2 separate regions of the Homo sapiens genome follow, and region 2 is linked to region 1. The links are chromatin loops, found by intact Hi-C in ENCODE. Cell type or tissue: B cell. All regions are shown on one strand. Region 1 overlaps VOPP1-DT (VOPP1 divergent transcript). Region 2 overlaps VOPP1 (VOPP1 WW domain binding protein).

Region 1 (4,000 bases):
ATTAACCTCCACCTTTGGAAGAGAGGCTAGTCAAAGCACTTGTGGACATGTTTTGAAACCACAAAGGGGTATGGCTGCCAGTCTCCAAGATGGCCGCCAGTGATTCTCATCAGCTGTTATTAATACATTTGTATAGTCCCTTCCCACAAGAAAAAAGAGTTGATCTGTTTAATTAGTATTATTTTGTTGAAATGACAGAGTCTGACTTGCAAGTTTAGGTCATAAGAAGAATTTTGACTTCTGCCTTATTCTCTATTGGATCAATATCCCTAGGGGAAGCTAGATGCAATGTCATGAAATCATTCAAACAGTCCCATGGAACAATCCATCTAGCAAGGAACTGATATCTCCTAGCAATAGCTGGCATTAACTTACAAGTCGTATGAGTGGGCCATCTTAGAATTGGATTCTTCAGTCCAAATCAAGTCTTCAGATAACTGTAGCCCTGGCTGACATCTTGATTACATCCTCAAGAGAGACCCTGAGCCAGAATCACTCAGTTAAGCCACTGAGTTCTTTTTGCCAAAAACTTTTTTTTTACCAAGTTCTTTTTGCCACCAACTTTATTGAGGTATAATTGACAATTAAGATTGTATATATTTAAGGAATACAACTTGATGATTTGATATACACATACATTGTGAAATAATCGTGATAATTAGGTTAACATATTCATTACTTCACATAAGTACCATTTTCGTGTGTGTGTGTGTGTGTGTGTGTGTGTGTGTGTGTGTGTGTGGTGAGAACACATGAGATGTATCCTCTTAGAAAATTTCAAGTATACAATATATTATTGTTAACTACAGTCATATTATTGTATACTATGTCTCCAGAACTTATTCACCTTGCGTAACTGAGATGCTGTACCCTTGACCAATGTCTCCCCCTTTTCTTCTCCCTCCAGCCCCTGGTAACTACCCTTCTACTTTCCAGTTCTATACATTTGACTCTTTTAGATTCCACACATAAGTCAAATTTTTGACCCTTAGGAGCTGGGTGAATAATAAATATTTATTGTTATTTTCAGCCTTATGATTTTAAGTTAATTTGTTATGCAGTAATAGAAGTTGCCACATGAAGCTATGACACTGGTTAACTCATTTATTCAGTAAACATTTGCTAAGAGCAGACTAAGTGCCAGGATCAATTTTATAATTGGGGGTACAGGGTTAAGTCAAAATGGCAGACTAGAAGCAGATCATGTGCACTGCTGTCATGGAGAGGAAACAAAATGGCTAGTGAACACTGATCTTGCCATGTGATCCCCTAAGAAACCACATCAGCATCCATGAAGGCAGCAAGGGGACACAGAGAGGAGAGAGGAGTGAAGCTGAGCAGCCCATCTGTGATCAGCATGGAGCTAGAAGAAGCTCCCAAACATAGGGAAAGAGTAAGTGATTGAGAGCCCCTGGGGGATTCACAGTCTTCACAGGGACCTGTGCAAGCCTTGGAACAGGAGAATCTCTTTGACCCACTCCCTGCACCTCTAAGCCAATGCAGAGAGCCACCCAGAGTTTTGTGGAGGCAACTCTCAAGTCCCTAGGGACTGCTGGAAGCCTTGGACCCTGGAACAGACCAGCACCAGTGCCATAGCCCCAACAGAGGCTGCAGTCATGGTACCCGAGGGCAGTAAGATTGCTCCACCCCAAATCACTAGACAAAGTTCAGCACCAGCCTCTGGCCCAATGGTCCTGCTTCTGTTTTCACTTCACCAACAGGTTCAGCCTCCTGTTCCTCCAGGAAACACCCAAACAACAGGATAGGCAACTTCACCCAATCCCTGCCAGTTGTAGCCAGGCAGGCCATACCTGCTAGAGCTTCCAGCCCCGTGGTACCACTTCTGTCTGAATTCTGCTGACAAGCACAGTCTCTTGTTCTCCTAGGAAACACCTTAATGGCATGGTGAGTGACTCCACCCACTGCCACTGCTCAAGGCCAGCAGCCCACACCTGCTAGAGTTTCCAGCCCAACAGTCCTGCTTTTATATGAACTCTGCAGGTGGGGGCAACTCCATGTTCCCCTGGGAAGCAGCTGGACAGCAGATTAGGTGACCCCACTCATCCCTGCAACTCCTAGCCAAGCAGTTCTTGCTGGCTTGGGTGGTGCCCAAGCAGTGGGGGAGTCCTCACTCTTGCATCACTAAAAGAAGTGAGATGCCCAAGTTCACAGGTCAGTGGAGGAGTGGGTTGTGCCTCCCTCTGTACAGCCATTCCGGAAAGGATATGACCTGTTTGCCAACTGTGGCCCCTGCATGAGGAAGCCCCATGGACGAGAACACCTAATAAAAGAAATACAGGCATGGAGTCAGTGATCAGAGGGGGCTCTTCCAAGGCTTAGGGGTGGACAAGGTGAGGGGGTCATCTCTACCCCACCCCCTAAAAAGCACTATGCTAACTTGAGGAAAACACAAAAGAGCTGTGCAGCTGAGAAAAGCCTATCTGCCTGTCCGCTGGCTAACACTTTTAAGTGCCACCTACTGGATCACAGCAGAAAATACAATACAAAAATATTTTGCCAGTACACAGCACCTGTGAAAACTAAGGCAAAGATTAAGCAACAAATAAACATTCTGTACATACTCGTGACCCTCTGAAAACACCCTAAAAAGAAGCCAACTGACTGTACTCAACTTACATCACAGTTAAAGGAACACTAACCCTTACACATGAAAAAGAATCGATGCAAAAACTCTGGCAACTCAAAAAGCCAGTGTGCCCCCTTACCTACAAACAAACACACTAGTCCCCCAGAAATGGTTCTTAGCCAGATTGAGATGACTGAAATGATGGAAATAAAATTCAAGATCTGGATGGCAAGGAAGATCGATGGGATCAAAGAGAAAGTTGAATCCAAGGAACCCAGTAAAACAATCCAGGAGCTGAAGGATTAAACAGCCATTTTAAGAAAGAACCAGCTGGGTGTGATGGCTCACGCCTGTAATCCCAGCACTTTGGGAGGCCAAGGCGAGTGGACTACTTGAGGTTAGGAGTTTGAGACCAGCCTGGCCAACATGATGAAACCCTGTCTCTACTAAAATACAAAAATTAGCTGGGCGTGGTGGCACACATCTGTAATCTCAGCTACTTGGGAGGCTGAGGCAGGAGAATCACTTGAACCCGGGAGGTGGAGGTTGCACAGGCTGGAGTGCAGTGGCACGATCTCGGCTCACTGCAAGCTCTGCCTCCCAGGTTCCCACCATTCTCCTGCCTCAGCCTCCCGAGTAGCTGGGACTACAGGTGCCCGCCACCACGCCCAGCAAATTTTTTGTATTTTTAGTAGAGACGGAGTTTCACCATGTAAGCTATGATAGTCTCCATCTCCCGACCTCGTGATCCGCCTGCCTTGGCCTCCGAAAGTGCTGGGATTACAGGTGTGATGGCTCACGCCCAGCATTTTTTTTTTTTTTTTTTGAGACAAAGTCTCGCTCTGTTGCCCAGGCTGGAGTGTAATGGCACAATCTCGGCTCACTGCAACCTCCCCCTCCCAGGTTCAAGCAATTATCCTGCCTCAGCCTCCTGAGTGGCTGGGATTATAGGCACCCACCACCATGCCCAGCTAATTGTTGTAATTTTAGTAGAGATGAGGTCTCACCATCTTGGTTCGGCTGGTCTCAAACTCCTGACCTCAGGTGATCCACCCACTTCAGCTTCCCAAAGTACTGGGATTACAGGAGTGAGCCACCATGCCCAGCCCCACAAAAATTTTTAAAAAAGAATTAAAAAGTGAATAAAATCTTTTGAGAAATATAGGACTATGTAAAAAGACCAAACCTACATTTCATTGGCATTCCCAAAAGAGAAGTAACTTGGAGAATATATTTGAAGACATAGTCCATGAAAAATTTCCCAAACTTGATAGAGAGGGGAACATACAAATTCAAAAAATACAGACAACCCTACAGATACTACACAAGATGACCATCCCCAAGGCACATAGTCATCAGATTCACCAAAGTCAAAGTAAAAGAAAGACATCTTAAAGGCAGCTAGAGAGAAAG
Region 2 (4,000 bases), 88 kb before region 1:
ACCATTTTATCTGTCTTGCTTTCAAGTCAAAAACTTCACAGACCTGACTATGAACTCATGGTTCTTTCTTTCCTGTCAACCTCAGTTGGTAATCCACATGATGTCAGAATTGTCCTCCTGGCCTGACATGGTTTCCCTGACGGGCAGGGAGGTGCCTGTGTGTTGAGACGTGTGGTCCCATTTTGATGATGTTTCAACTTTTATTTGGTCAACACATCCCATGGCGAAGTCAAACATCTCTGGGTTCTAAGGAGGGGGCCATCACTGCTTTGATGAGGCCTGAGCCCGAGACGTTGAGGGTGGGAAGATGGCTGCCCTGTCAATCATTCCTTCAGAGACACAGTTATCACCAGAAAATACCTTCTCTGACTTGTATAAACCCAAACTAGTTGCATTCAGGGTGGCATACAGGATTTACCTAGGGAAATTTTACTTGTATTTCTACCATGGGAGAAAGCATTACAAATACTTACTAAAATCACTAATATTAGCAGACCAAATGGGGTAAAAAGTGCTCATTTCTTTGCCATTTTAACCCTTGAGGAGCTGCTGCCTTGGAGCCCAGATGCACCCAGAGTTAAAGTGAAGAGGTGAGGTAAGATGGACCAAGAAGCTCTTAAATTACTGCTGAACTTTGGTAACTACGGAGTTTTTTGTTTTGTTTGTTTTGACACAAGGTCTCACTGTGTCACCCAGGCTGGAGTGCAATGCTGCAATCATAGCTCACTGCAGCCTCAAATTCCTTGGCTTAAGTGATCCCTTCACATCAGCCTCCCAAGTAGCTAAAAATACAGGTGCACACCACCACGCCCAGCTAATTACAAAAATTTTTTCTACAGATGAGGTTTCACTATGTTGCCAGGCTGGTCTCTAACTCCTGGCCATAGTGATCTTCTTGCCTTAGCCCAAAAGTGTTGGGATTACAGGTGTGAGCCACTGCACCTGGCCCAGAGTTTTTGAAACTCCACCTTTGTGTTTCTGGGGTAGAGGTTTTCCCTCTTTCTCCTTTCAGTAAACTGCTGATCATTTAAAATTAGTTCTATTCAAGCCTATCCTGAAAAACAATCCTCCTAGTTTCTGGTTGACTAAATATAAGGTTAAAAAAATAAATTCTGGCCATATGTCTCTTTCAGAAACAGTTATTACCAGAAACCACCTTCTCTGGAAGGTGTTTTTCATTTTCCATACTAAAGTGAAAAACAGAAGTCTGCCTATGAGCTCAGAAGTCTGCCTATGAGTTCATAGTGAGATCCTGTCTCTATAAAAAAATCTTTAAAATTAGCCAGACGTGGTAGCATATGCCTATAGTCCTAGCGACTCAGAGGCTGAGGTGAGAGGATCGCTTGAGTCAAGGGGTTTGAGGCTGCAGTGAGCTAGTACTGCACCACTGTGTTCCAGCCTAGGTGACAGAGCAAGACCCTGTCTCAAATTTATTATCAATTTTAATTTTATAATAAATTTCCTATCATTGAAATCACACAGGCATGATAAATACTAAAGTAATGAGCTGAGTTTGGCAATGAGATCAGGAAGGGAGATGAGATTCTAGTACCTAAAAAATCTGGAAACCTACACTGAGGTTCACACCTGGCTTACTTTCTCAGCTCTATTTTTACTTGAGTTGGTCTTAGTCCATTCAGGCTGTTATAATAAAATACCACAGCTTGGGTAATTTATAAACAACAGAAATTGATTGCTCATAGTTCTGGAGGCTGGGATGCCCAGGATCAAGGCCCAGCAGATTCAGTATCTAGTCAGGGCTCCCTGCTTCATAAATGATGTCTTGCTGCTGTGTCCTCACAGGGCAAAAGAGGGCAGGGGAGCTCCCTGCAACCTCTTTTGTAATCCCATTCACGAGGACAGAGCCCTCATGACTTAAGTCACTTCCCCAAAGGCCCCACCTCTTAATACTAATACATTGGGTGTTAGGTTCCAACATAGGAATTTTGTAAGGACACACATATTCAGACTATAGCAGCTGGTTAGCTGTTATAAGCAAATGCTCAGAACTCTTAAGTCTACATTCCAGCTCTGGACTACATCCTGCCCTCTTCCACCTCTGCTGCAAAAGTGAATTCCTCACTGGCTCCATTTCCTGGGTATTCTGCAAGAACTCCAAACTCCACATGCATATATGACATTCTCTGCTCAGTCTTCTATTGAATCTTTCCCGGAACCTATTCTTTTCATGGTCTCTCTCTGTCTTCCCAACCAGAAACCTCTGATTTATTTGACTCCCTTTACCTCTATATCGACTCTTCTGTGAGATGCTTTTCATGCCCACCGCCTGTTCCTCTGCCCTATTTCTACAGGAGTTGGACTCTGTCTTGCCTTTACTACAAACACAACCTCCTCCCCTTTAGACCAGAGGACCGTGTCGTCATACTGTTCCTAGACCAAAATGAGGGTCAGGCTGCTATTTCTTGTGGCCCAATAATAAGATGCAGATGAACTGGGGAGGAAGAGAATTTTTATTTCTGCAACCAGTTACTGGTAGAAGGCCTGGAAATTATGGCCAGACCAACTCAAAATTACAAAGTTTTCCAGAGCTTATATACCTTCTAAGCTATATGTCTACCTGTAAGTGTGCATCATCTAAAGACATAAGTGATTAACTTCTTTTACATTATAACTAATGTCTGAGTCCTCAAGGCCTTCTTCTGGAGCCTCAGTAAATTCACTTAATCTAAATGGGTCCAGGTGCTGGGGTGATTACCCTTATCTTGTCTCCTACTAAATCACAAGAGGTTTGGGGAGTTCATTCAGACCGCAATAAACTTGTTTGTGGAGGCCTGGGGAGTTTCTTCAGACACCAAATAAAACTTATTTAATCCTAAATGGGTCATGTTAAGAATTCCTTCATTATTTTGTCATGCTTTAAGGCCCAGGAAAGGCCTAGGCAAAACTCCTGGTGGGCTTTTGTTACATCCCAGACTTTATATAAGGGCACTGGCTTTTTTTTTTTTTTTTTTTTAGCTTTTAATATTTAACTTAACCACTCAGTCAGTACTGAAACACTTGTTATGGAGGCCTGTGTTGGTGAGACCTGGCCTGCCACAATGCTGCATGCAGGAGGGAGTCTCAGCCCCTCAGACGGCGTTTGAGACTCTTCTTGCTAGGCTTCTCCCTCTTTTTCCCATCTCATCTCCTGCCATCCACCAGGCACCCTGAACTCCAGCCCCATGGTCCCCACTGCACCCTGCACCTTCATGCTCCCATGCCTGCACTCCTCCCAAAGTCTCTGCTCCACCCCGCTTCAAAGATCAGCCCTGTGAGGTCTCTCCCAACACCATCCCCTGCCCTCCCCAATCTGTCCTGCTCCTCCCTTGGCAGGACCCCCATTTCTACAGTTCTCACCATGTGCAATATTGTGGTTAACTGTTAGAGGCCTCTGTCTTCTACACCAGACATGACCTTGAGAGCAACCCCATCTCATTCCTCTATGCATAGTCCAGGTATCCACCTTGGTTTCAGAACCTTGTAAAGGTTTTGACTTAAACAGAAGGGATGTTGCAGCAGAAAGGGAAATCAGCAAAGATGGAAACAATATGAACTCAAAGCATACAAAGGAAACTGATTAAAATGTTAACACAGTGCTGGCGGGGACAGTTTGAAACAGGTGCTCCCAGGCAATGATAGCCTATTATCATGATGACCCTCAGGGAGAGCAGTCGGACGGTATTTAGTAGAATATAAGTATAAGCTTTGATTCAGCAATTCAATTTCTGCAAATTCACTCCATGTAATACAGCCAGCATTAAAATATATGAAACATCATACCAAACGGAACTTTTAAAGACTATAAATAGCCTCATGTCTGCTCAAATATGTTCTTGCTACCAAGTGAATTATTAAAAATTTGTTTAGGAGCACAGCTTAAAATTTTAGAATGTGAAAGAAAAATATCTTGAATCCCCAAATCACTAAGCTAAAAGGAAAATTCAAGCTGAAACTCCTCAGGGCAAACCTGCCTCCCATTCCATTCAAAGTCATCCTCTGC

What was found. Peaks named below come from ENCODE experiments on the same cell type or tissue, not always from the same donor. Only the 100,000 strongest peaks of a DNase experiment are listed, where the experiment ranks them.
Region 2: a loop joins it to region 1, with 13 times the contacts of the local background. A loop is called at or near these places in 1 of 110 quality-filtered maps.

The regions. Positions count from the first base shown.
Region 1 is chr7:55,595,632-55,599,631 of GRCh38, forward strand. VOPP1-DT (VOPP1 divergent transcript) reads left to right here. Exons shown (of 17, transcript NR_187585.1): 17 at 1-1,029. Among named protein-coding and RNA genes, the nearest start is that of VOPP1-DT, 25 kb to the left of the region's middle. In B cell, a CTCF peak has its summit at 2,489 (motif pointing left); a DNase peak (open chromatin) is centred at 2,460.
Region 2 is chr7:55,507,617-55,511,616 of GRCh38, forward strand. The region is part of intron 2 of VOPP1 (VOPP1 WW domain binding protein); the gene reads right to left. Among named protein-coding and RNA genes, the nearest start is that of VOPP1, 63 kb to the right of the region's middle. RefSeq lists an enhancer at 3,442-3,491. In B cell, no CTCF peak of the experiment used is centred here; a DNase peak (open chromatin) is centred at 1,864; H3K27ac peaks cover 594 bases.